Linked DNA regions of Homo sapiens: region 2 is linked to region 1. Evidence: read pairs that join two places in POLR2A ChIA-PET (ENCODE). Cell type or tissue: A673. All regions are shown on one strand. Each heading gives the region's core, and the rest is flanking DNA. Links, peaks and the distances in the headings are about the cores only.

Region 1 (10,981 bases), core at 1,400-9,399:
TGCTGGTATAACTGAACTCCAAAATTTCAGTGCTTAACACAATAGAAGTCTGTTTCTTGCCCACTTAACAGTTCAGTACAGAGGTTTCTGGTTGCCTTTTCTTCTGTGCAGTGATTCAAGGATACCGGTTGATTCAGGGATCCAGGTTCCTTCCATCTTAGAGCTTTGCTGTCCCTTAGGACCTCAGCGTGGCTGAGGGTTGGGCACCAAACTAAACACTTTGGATATATTACCTCATTTAACCCTTAAAACAGCTCTTAGAAGATGATAGTGTTTTCATTTGACAGGTGAGAACATTGAGATTCACAGAGGCTCCGTCATTTGTTGAGGATCACATGGGAATGTCATGGGTTTTCCAGAGCCAAGTAAGGAAATACCTGGTTCTCCTCCCAGTCCCCATGCCCCAACCCATCTAGACCTGTCTGTTCTCACTCTCTTCCCCATTTAAAGCTTGTAAAACAAGATTCTTCTTTTTCCAAGGCCTCACCCCCGTCTGGCCAGCTGTCTCATGCTTAGCAAGTCTTTGAGACAGGGACTTTCTCATAGTGGGGACAGAAAAATTCTACCAAATTGAGCCTGGCCTTAACTGTGGAAAGGCAGGGTAGGGTCAAAAGATGAATTCTAGACCATTCACTTCTGTTGGTCCATAAGGCCTGGTGTGTGTGTGTGTGTGTGTGTGTGTGTGTGTGTGTGTGTGTGTGTGTGTGTGTGTCGGAGGGTGAGGAAGCAGGAGCTGTTTATCTGTACTCTGGAGAGGTAAACACAGCAGGTGGGCCCCACCGAAGGAATCTCTTGACAAGCTGGGCTTTCTCGTGACACAATTGCCTGTTAATGGATTCAGCATCTGGCAGTTTCACCAAAAGCCGACTGCCAATGAGCCTGGCTGCTCGAAACCCTTGACACTGCTGATCACAAATGGGTTTCCTTTTGACGCCCTGCGCTGCTCCTGAAATGGTCTTGATCAAACAACAGAGTAGTAGTTAACCGAAACCCATGTCCTAGAATTCTCCTCCTTCCCCACCTCCCGCAAGCAAAGTGATGTCGATGTCTGCAGGGGAAAATGAGAATGGGCCCTCACCCCCTAGCCCTGCAAAGACTGTACACATTTGTACAAAGCCTACTGAGTGCTCTGAAAGTAGCTTTTGCTTATGCATTGATGCAAAATGCACCCAAGGGGACTAGACTAAGCCAGGGAGGGCCCCAAGAGAAGGCAGTGTGCTAGGTGCTGGGGGTGGAGAGGTTGGCAAAAGGAACAGCTTCTGAAGCTTTGAGGGCTCTGAGAGAAAGCTTTCTCTTCTTAGATGTTGGGGACTTGACATCCCTGTCCCTCCTGGGTGATTTCCTGGCAGAAAGGTCAGGAACAAGTGGCAGTCATGAGTGGAAGGCATTTGAAGCAAGAGACTATCGCAGCCTTGGTTTAATCCATGTAACCAGCCCCTTCTGCACCTCCAGGAGTGGAGAGAGAGCCACAGCTATTCTCTCTTCTCCCCACTGCTAGGATGCTGGCTGCAGCTCAGAGGGTAAATTAAGCATGTAGAGAGCACAGAGCCTCTGCCCGGCCTGCTCCTGAGAAGACTCGCCCACCCAGAGAAGCTCTCGGGTCATCTCCTCACGTGCTCTGTAGTCTCTTAGCAGACGGTATGCCACACTGGGCACATTGATGGCGGGCCCACTGGCTGCAGGCCAAAAGCCAATAGACAGTTCATCCAGAGGCCCCCTCTTTAGCTCTGGGGGAGTTTGACCTCTGCTGATGAGAAGAAGCCATTTGGCAGAATCTGCAAGGCAGAATCGATGGCACCTAGTGGGCCCCAGATTCAAGAATCCTGGGTGCCCTGCTGGCTCTGATGTACATCTTTAAAGCTACTTTTCCAGCACAAAAGCACTAGAGAAGCCTTTATTTGTTACTTAATGCTTGTGTTTTGTTTCAAATTACAGAACTTGAAGCCTTTAGGATGCACTGCCAGATATCTTAGTTTCTTTTCTCAAGAAAGGAAAGTCCACAGGCCCCTGAAGCACGCATTGTACTACTATCTCCCCGACAAAACCAAGTGACATAGACAGATTACCACTGACGTCTCCATGTTACATCCAAGGCCAGCACTGATGTCATTGGGTTTCTGAATTCTCATGTTGAGCCAGAGATATGACGAAGGCCACCGTGAGGTCTCAGACTGCCCTGGGAGAATCACACAGTGGTTCTCAGAGTCGGAAGGAATTCAGGGATCCTGTTCTAGATTTTAGTGCAAAGCAGCCTTGGTTTTGGCCATGGGCAAGAGGCCAAGCCATTCATTCATTGCTTTTGTTCCCCCACCATTGCTGAAATACTGATTTCTTTTCTCTAGGAAACAAGCAAGACTTAACTGTTTAACCTGTGAGAGAGTCGCTACTTTGTCTCTTTGCTGCTGCATTTGTTCATTCGTTCATTCATTTAAATAGTCAGTGAGTGTGTGCTGTGTGCTAATGCCTTCCTATGCACTGGGGTGGAAAACAGAACTCCAGCCTTCATGGAGCTTAATTCTGGCAAAGGGCTGCCAGCCAAACAAGTAGAAGACTGTGTGTGCCCCAGGGGGATAACAGATAAGGAACAGGACTAGAGGGAAGGGGTGGGAGTGCTTTGGCAGAGTGGCACCTTCCAGCCAATAGAGCCCTACAAAATGATGGAGACCCTTGGGCTGCTGGGGGATTGGGAGGACTGACAGCAATCAGGATGAAGGACACTCTGAGACCAGCCCCACAGTTTCAAGCCATTTTTTGGGAATGGGGCTTTGAGTGTTGGGGTTGAGGGAGAGGCAGCCCCTTTTGCCTTGCGTACTGGGGCATGCAGGATTTGGAGATGGGAAAGGTTAGTTTGACCTGGAGCATAGGTTCCTTCTTATGTCATCATATTCCTGGACAATAAACCTGGCCTTTGGGTCTTAACTGTCTTCTCTGGACTCAGTGTTCCTGATTGCTTCTTTCTCAGAATGGGTTGTTTTCCCAACCCTGCTGTGGGTAAAACATCCCAGATACTCCATTTTTATATTTAAGGTTTAATCGTAAATGATAATTATATTTAATTATGGGAAATTCAACATTTCTTTCAATGAAGAGCAGGAAGGACACATCAAAAGAATCAGGATTAGAAATTCTGGTTCTCAAGTAAAGCAAAGCAGCGGTGAAAGACTCAGACACATCTGCACTAATTGGAGCCACTGAACTTTGTATTTTTGTTTGTTCTTCATGGTGGGCTGTCACCTGGACAGCAAGGTTCTCATGGCCACATCTGAGCTGCCATCCCTGAGACCTACTGTGGGCTAGACAGGCACCTTCCCACATGATCCATTTGATCCTCATTGATAGGTATGAGAAGTGGGAATTTAATTTTTACACATTGGGAGACTGCAGCTTGTGGAGATTGAGTAATATATCCAACGTTCTGCCAGCATTCAAACCCAGGTCAGAACAACTGAAATGTGTTATCTTTCTACTTCACATTACCAACTCATGAAGGTCCATTTATTTTTTTTGAGTCGGAGTCTTGCTCTGTCACCCAAGCTGGAGTGCAGTGGCGCAGTCTCAGCTCACTCTGCCTCCCCAGGTTCAAACGATTCTTCTGCCTCAGCCTCCTGAGTAGCTAGGATTGCAGGTGCCCACCACCATGCTCGTTTAATTTTTGTAGAGATGGGGTTTCACCATGTTGGCCGGGCTGCTATCGAATTCCTGACCCCAAGTTATCCACCTGCCTCAGCCTCCCAAAGTGCTGGGGTTACACATGTGAGCCACCACGCCCAGCCACGAAGGCTCTTTTGTCAGGAGAAAAAGCTGTTTCAAATATCAGCCTAGCAAAGTTAAAATATGAAGAATTAATGTTGGCATGTTAGATATCAATGTAACCATTAAAAACAAACCCAAAATAAAACCCCCCAAAAGCTATAACTTTCTTAATATTTCTTAGGCCAATAAACAGGACTCATGTTGACATTAACTGAAGTTCAGGCTCCAACCAGCAGCAGGAGAGTTTTGAAGCTGCAGAAGAGATTTCTTGTCACCTTCATCAGAGTATCTGCCTTACCCTAAGCCCTTCAGTAATATATTCAGAATTTCAAGATTGGATCATGTGAGCAGGACTTAACAGGCCTACCTCTGCCTGAGCTTGGCTGGGTTTCAGACCTCAGCCGCAGAGACGAGGCACTATAAATAGACGAGGGAAAGAGATTTAGCTCAAAAATCCTGTGTTCTCAGAATTGCCACCTTCTACCTTTTGGGCCAAGCTGTCCTAGCGTTGAAGCCATGATGTTTGCCTAGGTAACTTGGCATGAGTTAGTTTTCATGCCAGCCCACACCCCAGTCACAGAACCATGGTTCCTTGATATTAGGTGAGCATTGACAAGAAGGTGACTTTAGCCTTGGCCCTAAATATGAGGAATACAGTCAGAGAACTTCTTCCTTAGTGGCATGCAGTGAAAGGAGTGGGTTTGTATTGCCAGTGACCATTAGGATGTGAAGACTGGAGATGGCATTGATAAGGGAGACTCATAGGATTTCAGTGACTCATAGTACAGGATGGTATACACAAGGCACTGGAGAAAGACCCATTTCCTCTGGGTTCATGGTAATTACAAATGCCTTTAGTAATCTCCCCAGGCTGTTAACCATTGTGGGTGCAAGGAAATCTGGGTTTTCAGTGACAAGGTATTAAAGCCTGCATTTCCCTGTTGTTAGTAGTTGCTGCTTCTTAGCTTGATTTCCTTGAAGAGACTGAAGAGTAGCAGCCGGCAAGTAATGTCTTTCAAAAGGATATATCCATTCTGCTGAAAAGCATGGAACCAAAATAATCTGTAACCTATTCCACCCAAATAAATAAGTCAGCAAATAAGTCTGCTTTCATTGTATTGTCTTCTCCATAAATATCCTTTAAATTGAGGCTGAGTGACAAGATATGCTTCTGCCACTAAAATGGTATCACTGATGATATTGAAAGAGCCTTTAAAATACCACAATTGTCACTGAAACTATACTTTGCTTTTTTTCCCCCTTCTCCTTTGCTAGTAACTAGGTCTCTTTGGGAATTTTTAAAGTGACAATTGGTAGATTGTAGTCGATGATATTTCTTCCACATAATACTTCTGAATGCCACTCAACTCTGCCTTGATTGGCTCCAAATATCCCAAAGAAGAAAAATGTTTCATTTGAAAATGTAAAGCTTATTGGAGGTCATTTGCTCCCTAACTTTTACCCCTTTGCAGAAGGGGCAAGGAAAAGGCAACAGTGGTAAGACTCGGCCTCAAAGGAACATAACTGCTGTCAAAATCAATCCATAGCTATCGGCTTGAGTACAGGGTGGTATATGCTTATTAGATTCTCAAATGTTATTCAGCTTGATTGCAGCTTTTATACAAAGGAGTTAAGACACGGGTAGGAAAGATAATAGAACTATAAATTGCAAGACAGCTTCTTATGAAATCAGTAAATTATTCATTTAACAGTTCACTCTTTGTTGATTTCATGTTGCTATGGCACCTCAAGATGGAGGCGAGTCAGTCCACCGGCCCAACCAGGGGCCTTACACAGATGCACAAATCCTGGTGGAAGGCAGATAATGCATTACGTACAACCTTCGGCCACATGATAAATTGCCTGTTTATCTGGCAAATTCCAAGGAGATCTGCTGGAGAGAACTGAAAGAGATATCTCACAGTGGCTAACATTTCTTGGAAGAGACCCAGCCATCTCAGGGTTTGAGTCAGAATCTGTTTAAGAAGGCATTAAGAATGCATTGTCTTGGAGTGTCTTGCCTGTCTCCCGAGATTGTTGGAAACACCATCGGCTCACAGTTGCTTTGGCGTTCACGCTACAGTAAATGCCTGACTTCATTTATTATTTTGATGGGCAAAGAAAACTGCCTGCCGACAGCCATGCTCCTTCCTAAGCTCTTCCCAGACTTACTTTTGTAGTCCTTCTCTACCCGTGTACAATTTGATTTCTTGCTGCTTGTTAAATTATTGTACTTACGAAATATATTGCCATGGCCAAGTCTGTCATTCGTGTACATGGCGTGGAAGGGAGTTTGGGTGCCAGAGGAGTTAGGAAGCTTGATGCTGTTGTTGGCCGTGACTTTGGTGACAGTGTGACCTTGGACAAGTTCCTTTATCTCTAGGGTCTCAGCATCTTCATCTGAAGCATGAGAAGTTTGGGGTGGTCCCTTCCTTCTTTAACCTCCCGAGACTCTGTGCCTCTCACATGTATAGATTCCCTGTTTGTAGACAGCAGTGCTGTTATGGGGACCTCTGAAGGCTATCTGAATGTGCCTGCATTTAGCAAGTCAAGGCCAGACCCTCCAGATGCACTGGACTGTGGGGACATTTTGTGTGAGTGAGACTATTAAGAATTTAGCAGTTCATTCTGACAGCTTGATAGATGGAGTGGTTTTGCATGGCATCCATGTAGGAATTGACTAAAAAGGAAACATTTTCTGAGAGTCCGGCTGTGTGTGCATGCTGGGAGGTTTTTCTCAAATCAGATTTTAAAACTTTGCTCTGAAAGACCAACAACAATAACCTAATCCAATATCCTTGTATATTTGATTCTACTGACCATAACATTTCTTAATTTCTGCTTTTGGCTTCTGTAGCCTAATATACTAATGATAATAAGTATTAGTGTTGTATTAGGAGGTAGATGCTATTATCCCTCTTGCATTGGTTGGAGTCTAGTTAGGGGATAGAAACCATGCTAGTTGAGCTGTTCTGCTTATAGAGTAGCCATTCTTTATTCCTTTACTTTTTTAATAAACTTGCCTTAAAAAAAAAAAAAGAAAACATGCTAGTTGTTTGTACACAGAGAGTTAAGCTAAGGAAGTGTTCATGGGGATGTAAAATTAACTAACTGAAAGAGTAAAAAGAAAACTAAGGAATTGGTTCTTCAATATTAGGGTGCATCCGAATCACCTCTGGGGCTTATTCAAACACAAATGACTGGCGCCCCCCAAATTCACATTTCTAATACGTTTTCGAGTGATGCTGATGTGGCTGTTTTGCGGGGCCACGCTTTGAGAACCACTGCTGCCAGGTACTGCGGAGGTAGCAACTGCAGGAAGCCACCACCCTTACCCTACCTAGGGCTGATGAGGGAAAGACTAAAACTTAGATGTTTGGAGGAGGAACCCAAGGCCTCTGAGGAGGGATCTGGGCCACTGGTGCTCATGTCTCTGAGGGGGTGGATGCTGTGTTGCTGGTTCTGCAAGTGTTGGGAGAAACTACACGCTGGATTCAGCTGCTGGTACAGGAAGGCACCTTTACTGCCAGGATGAAGAAGCATTGCTGGGGTGATGCTCACAGGAACCACAAGCCAATAGGAAGCCCCCAGGCAGCAGATGGGAGGGAGCAAGACCCTCTTCCTCCTCCAGCCTTAGGGTCTCCCTCTAGCACACGCTGTTGGCAGAGCCTACCAGGGAGCTAGGGGCAAATCAAAAATGTAAGTGGTTTGTAGGGTCCCAGGTCTAGTGGAGAATAAGTATAAAAGGGTGGGTTTGGAACCGAGAGCTGGTTTTACAAATGGAGAAACGGAGGCACTTTCCCAAGGTCTCTCATACTGGGTGGCAGGGATGGAATTTGAACCCAGGTAGTTTGGCTGCAGAGCCCTTGTTTAACCCCACCTCAGGCTGTTGGCTGAGAGGCCATTCTCTCTGGCTCACCTTCCTCCCTGTGACTGTTCTTGGCCTCCGTTAGCAGTCGCTTCTCTTTCCCTGCTCCTCAGGCAGATGCCCGTAGGACTTCATTCCCTGCATCTTCTCCCTCCACCTCTACCCCTAGCATCACCTTTAGGTGAGTGGGTCCATGTCTGTACCTCCACCCTTGGCTCCTTCGGGGGAAATGCCAAGCTTGGAAGGCCAGTGATTTCCTGGACGTTTCACCTGGAATGTTCTGTAGATTCCTCAAATATTTCTTCCCCCTCGGAACTCAGTACTGTCAGCCTCAACAGCTTCCTTTCTTCTGATTATTTCAGATTCTAAATCTGTTTTTCATTAGACTGGCTTAGTAGTTACCACAGCCTTCTTTGTACACTTCTCTACCCAGTTTATCCAGTAAACTGTGATTAGAGAAGTGTGCCTTAAAAACAACTGTGTTCATGTCATTCCTCTTCTTCCCTGTGGCCTCTGAAGAAAGCTGAGGCTTCTCAGAAAGCAGTTGTCTTCATTGCTGAGTGCTTGGACCCTCTGTGGAGCATGCCCTGTGTCCTTTCCCTAGGTAGTTCCAGCTTCTCCAGCCCTGCTGGGCTACTCATGGCCTTGGCTTCCGTCCTCTCTCAGACCACCCATGGTTGTTTTTGTCACTCTCATGTCAGCAATGCCACCATTTCCACCCCATCAGAACTCTTACCTGTGCTCGAAGACCCAATTCCACTGCCACCTGCTCCATGAGGCCTTCCCTGCTTCTCTCTCGGGGAAACATGGTCTCACCTTTCTGTAAACTCCCCTGGGTTTTATCTGTGTCACTCCTGCACAGGCAAGGCCCTCTGCCCACTGGAGGCTGAGTCTTTGTCTGAGCAGATTCATATCTTTTCTGTTTCTGAATTTCCCAGGGTGCCTCGTGTAGAGCCCTTAGTGCCGGCTCACTGCAGAGCTGAGTGTTTCCAGTTCAAATGGGTGTTCCCAGAGTGGGTTTTGTTTCCCATTTAAGAACAGCCTTCCTGTCATCCAGCCTCAAACAGGTTGGCCTGGACTATTCTAGTCTTAGGAAAGGTGGCCCAGGTGTGAAGCCACAGGCCACACTGTTGCTTTTAGCACAAGTTTCACAGCGAGGAACAGGGACTCTGCCCTCAGTTTTCTCTGTTGGGTTACTTTCATGTCTACTCAATTGAGAGTTTTAAATCCTTTTATTTCTAAAGATCGCCTGGTTAACGTATGAAGCTTTCTTGGGTCCATGTTGGCCTGTTGTTTAATGTTTCTCATTTGCCTGCGTATCTGGAAAAAAACAGACTCATTTGCACAGATAGAAACAAAAGATTGTGCAGATGGGAGCCACGCATGGAAGGGAAGGAATACTGATCTCCCTAATGCATCTTCCTTGCGAAACATGGAGCTGCTCAGGAAAGAAAGGGCCCGTGATTCAACAGTTGGGGAAATGTGGGTTCAACGGGCTCCCTTCCTGCAGACCTTCACGGAGCCTTTGATATGTAGTGATGAGCTTCCTGAATCTTGATCTGCATGCTGAGTTCCTCAGATGAGGTTAATTTGACCACAGGAGTGTGGTTCCATGGAACTAGTATTCCTTGGAATGTGCTTTGAGAAAAGTTGCCATAAAGACTATGAGTGTCAAAGGGATGAAGGAAGCAGGAGTTCAGGCTGAGGATGAGCCAGTGACCCCCTGCTCTGGCCGTGGAGGGGAGGGCATCACTAGGTGAAGCAAGCCCTCAGGAACAAATCTGCACCTGTGTTCTGAGCCCACTCCACTCTTGCAGGCCAAGACTGCCCACACCACACCAATGCAATAGACCCAGCTTCTCTGCCTCTCCAGGGAAAGCCGTTAGGGTACTGCAGGGAGGGGGTCGGTTTCGCCAACCAGGCTCATTCCCTCAGTCACCTCCCAAGGATACAGTGTCAGAATAACAGCTTCTGAAATGAGTTTTCTCCACTCATGCAAATTGCTCTCTGACTTTGAACACCCACGTGAGTAGAAGCAGTGTTTTGGCTGCCTGGTTGGTGGAGGAGGAACATCACAGGGTTATTTTTTCCCCTAGCAAATGCAGACAATACCCTCCCTCTAATCAACAGGTTCATAAGCGTTTGTCTGAGAACCAGAAATGAATTTACAAGGGGCTCTCTCCTAGCCTTGTGGAATTAGAGCAGAGATATTGCTTTCTTTTCACTTCAGTTAATCCAAATGAGCTGAGTCTCCTTTCTATAGGGAAGGGCAAAACAAAACAAAAACCTAACCCAGCAAAAACAAGGCTTTCTTACTGCCAAACTGGGGCTCCGAAAATAGTTTGGGTCATTGGAATCATGAAAGAAATAGTGTTTATATAACCTCTCTCTTGCAGAGAACTTGAAAGTGATTTCCTTTCGTTTTATGCAAATAATATATGGGATTTATATTACCCACTTTGTCAAACTCATCTTCCTTGTATGTGTTTGGAAAGCTTATTCACTGGTGGTCAGGCTTCTTGTTTTTCTTCTGGGTAGACTGCCTTTTAGACAATAAATTCTGAAGTCTTTGTTAATTCCGAGCTGGGAGGATACAAATGGCGGTCCATCCTGAGTGTGGGAAGGAGAATCAGTTTGAAAGAGCTCTTTTATCTGCACTCCTTAGACTTTTTAGTGTTGTTTCGGTTATTTTAGTGTATTGCCAGACTCACGGAGAACTTCGTTTGTCCAAAGCTCCACGAAGGCTGCAAAGATAAACCAAGCTGTCCATGTCCTTACTGGCAGGGATCACAGAGTCTAGTGGGTGAGAGAGTGACAGATACCATAATACAAGGCAAGTAAGTACTGGGTGCATGCAAAGTGCTTTGGGATTGTAAAAGAGAAAGAGAAAAAACCCAGCCAAGTAGGGAGGGGAAAAGCTGCCATCTGAGCTTCACTTGCAGGCTAGGTTACATTTCAGCAGGCAGAGGCAGGCAATATGGCCCTGAGCAAGGGAAGTACAGAAGTGGGAAGTGCAGGGGACTTCAGATCACGGGGTGAGGGAGGAGGCTCACTGAGAGAGAAGACCAGTACTGTGCTCTGTGGGGCCAGCTCATGAGACCGCAAAGATAGTAGCAGCTTTGATGCCAGGCTGGGAATTCTGCCTGCGCTGTTGGGAGCCAGTCACGTGTTCCACACAGGTGAGTGGCCTGTTCAGATTCTGTCCCTGTGTGCTCCATCCTAGTGGTACCTGGGAGTTGTCATCTCCGTGCCTCTCTTTTTTCTGTCCCCACATCTCCAGTTATCAGTCTTTCTATTGCACCCAAAAAAACTGCTTGCCTCTCTCCCTAGTTGTATGTGGTCCCTGTGTCCTCATCACTC
Region 2 (10,981 bases), core at 1,542-9,541, 200 kb after region 1:
GTATCACCAGAGAGGCTATGGAAGAATTTTTTTTTAATTTATTGTAGATGTAAACAGAATTTTAAAAATAAAAAGTATAAACATCACTGCACTGTGACTGGTGGGAAAAACTGACAGTTTCCTCTTTGCACATGTTTAACATTTGGCTGTTATAATATATGGTCCTCGGTTGGGGAAAGATACTTATGATGAAGGATATTTTTTAATTTAACTTTTTTTTAAATATTGGTAATAGGTCGGCAACAGCAACTATAGAAGTACAACTCAATAGATGGCATTAAAACATATTGTAGTGTGGATATATATTTTTTCTTTTTTAAAATGTGATATTGACGTTTTATTAATATTTTTTAAATTGTTACGTTTATAAATTTGGTACTTAAGGCACAGCCAGTATGAGACACTGAATGCGACATTTATTATAAAGAGCTGCTGCACTCCTATTTTTATAAATTTTACTAACAAAGTAGACTAATGTAGACATTCACAGACATGGTAGGGCAAAAGCATCTTCAAACTAAAGACTCCAAAATGCTAACTCAGAAAGAAAGAAAAAACCCGTTTTCAATTCTAATGAAACAGCAACAACATTTTTTTTAATTAAAAAAAAAATCATGTTCTTTGTTTTTCTAATAAAATGTTAGGTTGTTTGGTGAGGTTTTTTTGTTGTTTTTTTCCTTTCTTTGTTTCTTTTCTTTTCCCCCAAACAACCAGATTAAATGCTGAGCGCTTTTAAAATATCAAAACTTGTTCAAGTCATAAAACAACAAAACATAAGTTTTATTTAAAAAAAAAAAAAGAAAGAAAAAATAGTAAATTCCCAGAAATTCAGTGTTTAGACGAGGGAATTTAATTCCTATTTTGTCCATGTTGGTGATGTACTGTACTTCCCTTCCTTTTCTCTGCATCCCCCATCACCTCATAGAAGACTCTTTGTTGATCATTGTATGTTAATAATGTATAAAATGGCTATCTTGTAAGCGTGCTGTCCTGGTACTAGTGTAGCGACTTTTTTTCTCCTCTTTCTTCTAGTACATATTGATAGGTATAACATAATTAAGGTTTAAAAAAAATTAGACATAGTTATTCAGATTTAGGACCAGTAAGGATAGAACTTTCTCTTATTTATGAAAAAAAATGCTAATAATTTTGGGGCAGTTTTTTCCTTTAATTATTTTTTTCAATTTCAAGTTTAATTTTATTTTAGCTGATCTGATGTGGTTTCAACTAACCCAAGGTCTCACCATGTTAAAATGCCGGCGGACTCTACGGCGTTTTGTAGATCCCCCCCCCCCCACCCACTGTGAAGGGGTGCCATACTACCTTAAATGCTAATGCTAGATATGCAAAACTGGATTTTTTTAATTTATTTTTTAAAAGAGGGAGGCATGGTATATTAAAATGATTTTACTAAGAGAAAAAATATTTTTTTAAGAATGCTCAGAAGAAATTGATAATCTGTGTGAATATGTTTTAGATGTTTATATACCTTTTGAAGAGACCCAGTAGCCCATAGCACAAATCTTGTGGAAATCCGATATGTTTTAATGTGGCTACCTAGGTTTAAGGTTCACGTTAGTCCCCCCATTCCATCTAGAAGTCCATTTTGAAAGATTTTTGTAAATTCTTTTAACACTGATGTTTCAGCCTCGTCTTTGTTTCAGTTAAGCTCAATGGCGAACATGGGAACCACCTTTCGCCTTCCCTGGGGGAGAAACCCTCTTGGCTGATGGCTTTTCCCCGGAATTATCAAACAGCCACCGGGTGACTTTCTGGCTTCCAGATCCATCTGCCTGAGACCCCCGAACTCCTCTCCTCCCAAGCAGAGGCGAGTGAGTGGCATTAGCTCCCGGACCCATTCCCGGTCCTAGCTGGGCATGGGGCTGACGGAGATGACCAAGCCTTGGTCTGCTCTCTAGCAGCTTCCACAGACTTGGCTCGTGGCCTTCCTTATATCCACTGGGAACAAACAGCCTCGCGCTCTATACCAAACAGCCTCGCGCTCTATCCCAGTCGCCCATTAGCTTGATTCAAACAAAGCCCCAGCAGGCCTTTGCGTTTTTATCCTTCATAACCTTCATCTTAATTTGAACTTGTAGCTTGGACTTTAAGGTAGCATGGCTCTATTGCTGTCAATTTACTGTTTCACTGCACAGCAATCACAGCCAGTGAATGTTACACACATCTTGCTAGACTAGTATAAAAATCATTGGGTAATTGTTGGTTCTAATGACCTGAAAGGTGTTCAGTTTTTGTTCTTGGTTTTGTTTTGTTTTTGATTTCTTGGGGGTGGGTTTTGCTTGTTGTTCCTTTTCATTTGGGGGTTTTTGGGGAAAAAATTTATTTTTGGTTCCAAATAGAAAAACAAAACCTATTTTGATCTTTAGTGCAAACGAGGGCTAGGGACTTAGCCTCCTCCACCACCTCCACACTGCTTCATTCTGCCATTCACTCACTGCAGCATATTCAAGAATAAAGCAATATCGTTTACTACATTTTTTATTGAAGGTCAGCCATGCTTTCTGTATTATATTGCATATGAAATTGTTTACAAAAGAAACACTAACTCATACTTCTCTTTATTGGTTGCAAGTGGCACGCAGGAACAGAGGGAGAGTGGGGGGCTGGTGGGGGAGGGGAGATTTTTTTTTTTTTTTCTTGAATGTGCTTCGCAAGCCAGGCTATCTTCCAAGGAAGGCAGACAGTGGGAGAGCAGAGGGACTGACTGCAGGCAAGCACATTGAAGAAAGACACTGGCGGGTTTCCCCACCCTCACCCCAAAGCAGAAAACTAGCAGACGTCAGCTCAGCCCCGTCCTGGGCACAGACACTACACAAGGAGACGCTGGAAGTTAAGCAATACTTTAATACTGTAATATGTTTGTTTTCTTTTTCTTTCTTTTTTTTCTACCAAAAAAAAGTAAGTAAACTAAAACACAAAAACATATAAATAAAATCCATCCCTCTTGTCGGGGACCTGCAGGGGGGCAACCTTAATCCAAACACCTGGCTATCAAATAATCAGAATGTATTGTCTCAGACAGGATTTCAGTTCCGGGAGGCAGGGGCATGATGGGGGAGGGGGCCGGAGGCTGAGAGACAAAAGTTCCAGAGCCTCCCTCGAAGGTTCTCTACTACTGTATTCTGTACATAATGTACCATCCCATGTGGAATCTGTGAGTGTCCTCTTAAGTAGCGTGGGCTAGCCAATCTGCCGTTCATGGTGTATTGTAAACTCCGAATTCCATATGTAATAGGATGCAAGTCTAAGCGTTTCATGTGGACATAAATGTATCTAAATAAAACTTTCCCTAGCACTGTGGCTGACCTCACCCTTACTTTTATACTTTAGTATGAAACTGATGAGAACTTTGGTAGTGAGTATTTTTTTTATATATATACATATATATGTACTATCTATATATATATCTCAAGCATCTTTCAGGTCTTTGTGTGTGGCTTTCTTAAAGCCCTGTTGTAAAAAATTACTATGTGGATGGCAGTCTCTCACATCACAGATGTGGAAAGTATAATTTTATATTTGTATTTTCAAATAAATAAGTTTGTGAAAGGTTTCCATCCTCTACTGTGGTCCAGAAATCAATGTGTTTGTCTGACAAAAAAAAAAATAAAATAAAATAAACTGTTTTGAACAGAGTTGTTTGGTGTTCTTTCACTTGCAGAGGAGGTCTGGGGTCTGGGAGAGCTGTTGTTTTGCTTGGGCGGGAGAGGATATCATCAAATCGCACCTGCCACCCTCACCCCTCAGCATGAATGCTGGCCGTGGGCCTCCAGCAGCGAAGAAGTCCCTGCCTTGTCCCCAGGGAGCTTGTGGCACCATTTTTATGAAGTGGCAAGAGAGCACTAAGATGGAAGAGCAGACGGGAGAGGGGTGTAGATTAACAGCAGAAGGTACACAGAACCCATGAGTGGACAGGGAATAAACCCCAAAGGTCCTGCGGATCAGAGGACCCAGATGGTGGAAGGAGCTAAGGGGCCCTCCCGGGTGCTGCCCTCAGTTATCAACAGTGCTGGGAGAAGGCGCCAAACCGCATTCCACGACCCCTGAGTAGGGGTCTGAATAGGTATCAGACCTCTGCCCTCAAGGAGTTTTAAGTTTTGCCTACTGGAAATCATTACAATCACAAAACTAAAGATGTAGAGATAGATCATCTACAATACTTTCCACCCCTCTCTCTACCAAACAAACGAGAGGATACAAAAGAATTGAGACCCAGTACATTGAGGGCAAGTCCCAATACCTGGTGATGACGGCTACAGCATGCTCTGAATCAGTGGATTCCTCAGCTTTGAAGCCCTGGAGAGAAACACCAGGCCAAGAGGAGTGCAAGGGATGAAGCGTGGATGAAGGACAGTGGCCCTTAGCTGCTTCCTCAAGGCCCCCAGGAAAGCTGTATTCTCCAGGACATGGCCTTCTTGGGTCCCTCCTCCAATTTCCTGTCTCCTGCATATAACAAGTTTATCTTTTTTGTAAAATGGGTCTTCCGGTGAAAACCAGAAAACCAGCTAGACAGGTTCTTTCAAAAAGCTGCAACACTAACAACTTTGTTTTAAGGCATTCCCGCTACACTGGGGTCCTAGAGGAGACAGTCGAAGGTGCATTCCTTTATCTGGAGCTGGAGGCAGGAGCACTGGGTTCCAGGCCCACCTCCTGTGTGTCCACAGACAGCACTCCACAGTGTCTCGTTACATTGTTTAGGGGCAGGAGAGAAGAGTATAATCCCTGCTGCCCCACAGAAATGAAAGACCAATGGAAGCTGATGTGAGAAATCCCTTTTAGGAATCCTGAGAGAAGTGAGCCAGACACATGAGGCCGGCCATCGTGGCCATGCTCCTCATCCTGATTGCTCAGCTCAGAGAAAGGGGAGGCCCAAACCCAGCCCAGGAGCCTAAGGAGAGAGGGAGCAGGGAACAGGAGCACCAACTATATGCCAAGTGGATCATACACATGCCCTGCTTAGTCCCACCTGTGCCACGTGACTATCTACATTGTAATGGTCAAATAAGGTGGATAATTTGCCCATGGTTGTATAGCTGCTGAGTGGCAGAATGAAACCCCATCTCCCATACATCCTGCTGCCCCTGGGTTCAAGCCTGGTGACAAATGTCAGCGTCAGTGTTGAGTGTGCCTGGGAGGGTGGGAGTGAGGCTTCTAACCTAGGTGCCTACCTGAGTCAACAAAATGCACTAAAAAAAGAGGTAGGACAGTACCAAGCTAGAGAACAACAAATTTTCCTGTTTTAATGTTTCATGGAGAAAAAATAAAAAAATAAAATAGAAAACAAATCAGCAAAAACTAGAAGGAAAAAGAAGAAACAACAATGTAAAATAAATAACACACAAAGTAGGATAGAAGGAGTGAGATCAATTGAATCTACCATTATCTAAATATGAATGGGTTGAATTTTCTATCATTACAAAATAGATGTGTTTAGAAAAAACAAAACCCGGTTACGTGCTGTGTATACAAACACACTTAAAGTGATGAAAATGGCTAACAATAAAGGGCCGACAAAGAGAAAATAGGCAAATACAAAGAACAAGGGCAAGAACTGAAATGTCAGTATCAGACAGAGTGGAATTTAAGGTTAAAAACACTCCACAGCAATATTATGTCATGACAAAAGACACAATCTATTAAGAAGATACAGTGGCAGTAAACTCTTATGTCCCAATTATCAGAGGAACTGAAGACTTTAAATCAAAAGCCACTAGAAATGCAGAGAACTTGATAAAAAATAAAAATACAGTTAGAGAGATTAATATACCTCTCTTAGAACTAGATGTATTTAATAGACAAAAATAAAGACATAGAAGAATTGAATAATGCAATTAGTAAACCTGATCTGATGGCTCTATATAACCTGATCTGATGGCTCTTCGAATAGAGTTTGCACATTTTTTTGGTTTATATTCATGGAACATAAAAATCAAATAAATTTTGGCCAGCAGCCCCCCCCCCAAAAAATTTTAGAAACAAATAATTAACATGTGGCTATAAATATTATAACTGTGTACAAATTAAGAAACATTCTGTTGGATCAGAGAGAAAAGTTAAAAAAGATTACATACAAACTGCCAAAAAGCAACAGAAAACACACATTATACCCAAACTTAATAGCATATAGCCAAAGCTGTACTCAAAATGTAAGCTTTAAATGCCTTCAGATGGAATTTTTTTTGGGGGAGGTGAAGGAATATATTACTTTTTCTCCTTAATAAGGTAGCAAATAGCAACCAAAAAAACTAGAAAAAAAGAAATTGATAAATAGAAGCTGAAAGCAATAGAATAGAAAACATAAGTCCAAAGGCTGTATTTTTATAAACAGTAATAAAATGGACAAGTGCCCCTGAATAAAGGGGAAATGAGCAAAAATATACAATATGAAGAATATGAAAGGAGTTAACAGAGAAAAGAATGAATATTGGCAACAAACCAAAAAATTCAGGGGAATCAGAAAATTTCTTAGCAAATATAAATTACCAAAACTAGTAAGAAGTGGAAAACCAGGATAAACTTAATATCACAAAAGATACTGAAATGATAAATAAAGATATAATACTGAAAAATAGACTGGATCCAAATGAGTTTTATCTAACTAATAATTCCAGCACCATTTAAACTATTCCAGATGATAGAGAAATATGGAAAGAAAGCTCTCCTGTTTTATGAAACACATGGCTTTGCTGTCAAAACCCAATACAGTAATAAAACAAAAAATATATCTACAGACTTAGGAGCTCAGATGTAAAAATTTGAAATATGATTTTAGCTAGTAGAATTCTACAATATATCAAGAGTGTAATTTAATATGGCCAAGCAGGACTTCTTTCAAGAATTCAAGGACATTTCAACATCAGGAAATCTGTCAACATCTATTATACTAGCAAACTAAAGGAGGAAAACCATATGACCATAACAATATGTGCTGATAAAGTATTTGAAAAATATGGCAGCTCTTTCTAATAACACCATGGAATGTTGAAACAGAAAACACTTTACCAAAAGACTATTAATATTTGCCAAACCAACATTAATTATTCTAAATTGTGAAACACAAAACCTGTTTCAATTAAAATAAGGAACTTGTAGGGGTGCTGCTGTCACTATTATTACCTTAAACCTTCTAAAAACTAAGATAACAGAAGACATAAACATTGGGAGGAAAAGACAAAGATGATTTTATTTCTAGAAATTTTAAAAGACTGCAGTAAAATAAAATGAATACAGAAAAATTGCTACTAAAATTCATGAAAACTTTGGCAAGATGGCTGGATGTAAGATAAATATACAAAAACCACTAGGCCTCCTCCTCTCCAGTAGTAAGCACTCAGTAATGGAAATAGGAAAAAATATTTAAGGATAAACTTTATAAGAGAGGTATATGCATTATAATAATGGTTGAATTCCCCATCACTAGGGAAATTATGGACTGAAGTATCAATATACAGCATATCATAGAAAATTAGGCAGCCATTAAAACAGGTAACCCCAGAATCTAACAAGTGGCTTGAAGAAATTTATGAAACACAGTTGAATAAGGTAAAATATCTTTGAAAAATACATATATATGTATGTGTGTGTATAAATGTACACACACACAAATTAAAACTACATATGTATATATGTGAAGATACATATGTGTATATACATCACATGTATGATGACATGGATACAAAGAAAGGGGTACACTCTAGGTTGTTTACATGGGCTCTGGGATGTGGGGCTGAGAAATAAGACAAGTGGGAGAGGGGGATAGGAAGAGGTGACATGCTGAAAAATATATGTTTAAAGATTTCACTGAAAATTCTGTAAGATACAATTTAAAAATTTTTTTAAGTGTGACTCTATGAAAATACAAATTTTCAAACAAAACTATTTTTAAAAGAGCTGGGATCCACATTCCAGTAATAATAATTACATCTCGACTGGTGAAATGGGGAAGACATTAAGTGGTCAAAGAGGATTCTGGCTTTTCCTGTCCTTTTTAATTTTTCAAAAGAAGTGTGGATTTGTATATTCAGCTGAGATAAAATTAACTTTAAAATTAGCTGTCTAAAAAAGGGAATACAAGAACGTCTGGGAAGAGAAAGTCAATTGTATGCAGTGATATGTGGGTTTTCTCTTTTTTTTTAATTGTACTTTAAGTTCTAGGGTACATGTGCTTATTAATAGTATGTTCTCTCTCTCTACATTTTAATAGAAAATATGTATCACTTTTTCATTTAAAAACTATTTCCATTTTTTGAATAATAAAATATGAACTGAGTTAATAGAAAAAGAAAAGGGTAGGGAATGATTCTGATAGGAGCAAAAGGTAGCTAGGAGCATGCCAAAAGAGTCCTGTGGTCAGGAAGCTGCAGGGACAGTGATATCCCTCTGGGAGAACGTGGTTTCATGTAAGCGCTAAATACAACAGTTTCAAGGCCACAATCCTTCCTACCTTCCAAAGACAATAATGCATTTTAAAAATCAGATACATTGAGGTATGAAATTACATATAATACAGTGCATCCATTTTAAGTGCACAATTCCACGAGTTTTGACAAATATATACTATACACCTGTTTAACTCCCTGCATAGTCAAAATAGAGAACCTTTCCATCACTTCAAAAATTCTCTTGAGCTCCTTACTGGCATCCCTGGTCCCAGACAATAACTGACCTACTGTTAGTCACTATAGCTTAGTTTTGCCTATTCTAAAGTTTCATATAACTTGAATCAAACAGGATGGATTCTTTGTGTCTGGTTTCTTTTGCTCAGCATGCGTTTTCAGATTCATCAATGTTTTGTGTATCAAGTACTTATTTTTATTGCTGAGTTGGTTTTCCATTATATAGATATACCCAATTTGTTTTCAGTTTTTGGCAATTATATATAAAGCCACTATAAACATTCATGGACAGGTTTTTGGTGAATATAATTTTTCATTTCTCTTGGGTAAATAGGGCGAAGACATTGGGTCATATGGCAAGCATATATTTAACTTTAGCCAACCTGTTTTCCAAAGTGACTGCAATATTTTGCATTACCACTAGACATTTTTCAGAGTTCTGGTTACTTTGTATTCTTGTTAGCACTTCGTATTGTTCAGTTTTTTTTTTTTTTTTTTAGTCATTCTAATGAATTTGTAGTAGTATCTTATTGTGATTTTTATTTGTATTTCTCTAATGAGTAATGATCTTGAGCATCTTTTTGCATGTTATCAACATCTGGATATCTTCTTTGATGAAGTACTTGCTCAAATCTTTCGCCCAAATTTAAAATTGGGTAGGGTGGGCATGGTGGCTTATGCCTGTAATCTCAGCACTTTCAGAGGCCAAGGCAGGAGAATCACTTGAGGCCAGGAGTTCAAGACCAGCCTGGGAAATATAGTGAGACCCTATCTCTACAAAAAAAAAAAAAATACAAAAATTAGCTGGTCATTGCAGTGTGCACCTGTAGTCCCAGCTACTCTGGAGGCTGAGGTGGGAGGATAACTTGAACCCAGGAGGCTGAGGCTGCCGTATGTCAAGATTGTACGACTGTACTCCAGCCTAGGTGACAGTGCAAGACCCTGTCTGTCTCTATTTTTTTGGTTGGGCTGCTTGTTTACATATTAAGTTTTAAGAGTATATATTCTGAATACAAGTTCTTTATCAAATACGTGCTTGCAAATATTTTTCCCAGTCTTTGGCTATTCTCTTTATTCTCTTAATGTTTTTCAAATAGCAAAAGTTCTTAATTTTTATGAAATCCAATTTATCAATCTTTTTAAATGGATTGTTCTTTTAGTGTCATATCTAAGAAATCTTTGTCTAACTCAAGGCACAACAATTTTATCCTATATTCTGTTCCACAAGTTTTATAGTTTCGCATTTTGCATGCGACCTAAGTCTGCACAGACCTAAGTCTGTGGTCCATTTTGAGTTAACATTTATGTATGGTGTGAGATATGGGGTCTGGTTTTTCTTTTATTCCACATATTGAAATCCAGTTGTTCTAGCACCATTTGTTGAAAAGAATATCCTTTCTCTATTAAATTGAGTTTTGTTGTACCTTTGTCAAAAATCAGTTGACTATTTGTGTGGGTCTTTCTGAATTCTCTATTCTGTTCTGTACCACTAATCAATCTCTCTCTCTTTCTCTCTCTCTCTCTCTCTCTCATCTATCTATCTATCTATCTATCTATCTATCTATCTATCTATATTGCCATACCACACTATCTTGGTTGTATCTTTATACTAAGTATTGCGATCAGGTAGAGTGAACCCACCAGCTTTGGTCTTTTTCAATGTTGTTTTGGCTACTCTAGTTCATTTGTTTTCCATATACATTTTGGAATGAGCTTGTTGATTTTTACAAGATAATGTGGCTAGGGTTTTAATTGTAATTGTGCTAAATCTATGGATCAATTTTAAGATAATTGACATTTTAGCAAGATGGAGTTTTAGAATCTATACACAAGGGACATTTTTCTGTTTAACTTTATGTCATCAATGTTTTGTAGTTTTCAGCATATAGAACTTGAACATAATTTGTTGGACATAATTCATGTTTTTCTGTGTGAGTTTAAAGGGTACTTAACTTAAAATTTTTTAAATTCCAATTGTTCATTGCTCATGTATAGAAATACAGTTGAACTTTGTATTTTGACCTTCAGCCTTGTTAAACTCCCTTATTAATTCTGGCAGCTTTTTTATAGATTCATTGGGACTTTCTATGTAGATAATCATACTGTCTGAAAATAGTTTCATTTCTGTCTTTTGTTAAGCTGTAGGCCTTTTATTTATTTTTCTTGCCTTATTCACTGGCTAGGAGCTCTAGTACAATGTTGAACAAGAATGTCAACAGCAAATATCCCTGACTCATTCCCTATCTTAAAGGTAAGTGGTCAGTCTTTCATCATTAAGTATGATGTTAGCTGTAAGTTTTTTGTCAATGCCTTTTATTGAGTTAAGGAGTTCCATCCTATTCCTA

What was found. ChIA-PET counts read pairs that join two places held together with the same protein. Peaks named below come from ENCODE experiments on the same cell type or tissue, not always from the same donor. Only the 100,000 strongest peaks of a DNase experiment are listed, where the experiment ranks them.
Region 2: POLR2A ChIA-PET joins it to region 1 with 10 read pairs; 2 of 35 experiments call an interaction of 5 or more read pairs at or near these places.

The regions. Positions count from the first base shown.
Region 1 is chr17:57,476,490-57,487,470 of GRCh38, forward strand. The region is part of intron 6 of MSI2 (musashi RNA binding protein 2); the gene reads left to right. Among named protein-coding and RNA genes, the nearest start is that of MSI2-AS1, 130 kb to the right of the region's middle. RefSeq lists enhancers at 8,986-9,882, 9,474-9,533. In A673, for the core only: no CTCF peak of the experiment used is centred there; DNase peaks (open chromatin) are centred at 2,542, 4,132, 4,582 and 5,642; H3K27ac peaks cover 3,485 bases.
Region 2 is chr17:57,681,034-57,692,014 of GRCh38, forward strand. It overlaps MSI2 (musashi RNA binding protein 2), which reads left to right. Exons shown (of 14, transcript NM_138962.4): 14 at 1-3,656. It also overlaps the pseudogene RNU7-134P. Among named protein-coding and RNA genes, the nearest start is that of CCDC182, 59 kb to the right of the region's middle. In A673, for the core only: no CTCF peak of the experiment used is centred there; no DNase peak of the experiment used is centred there.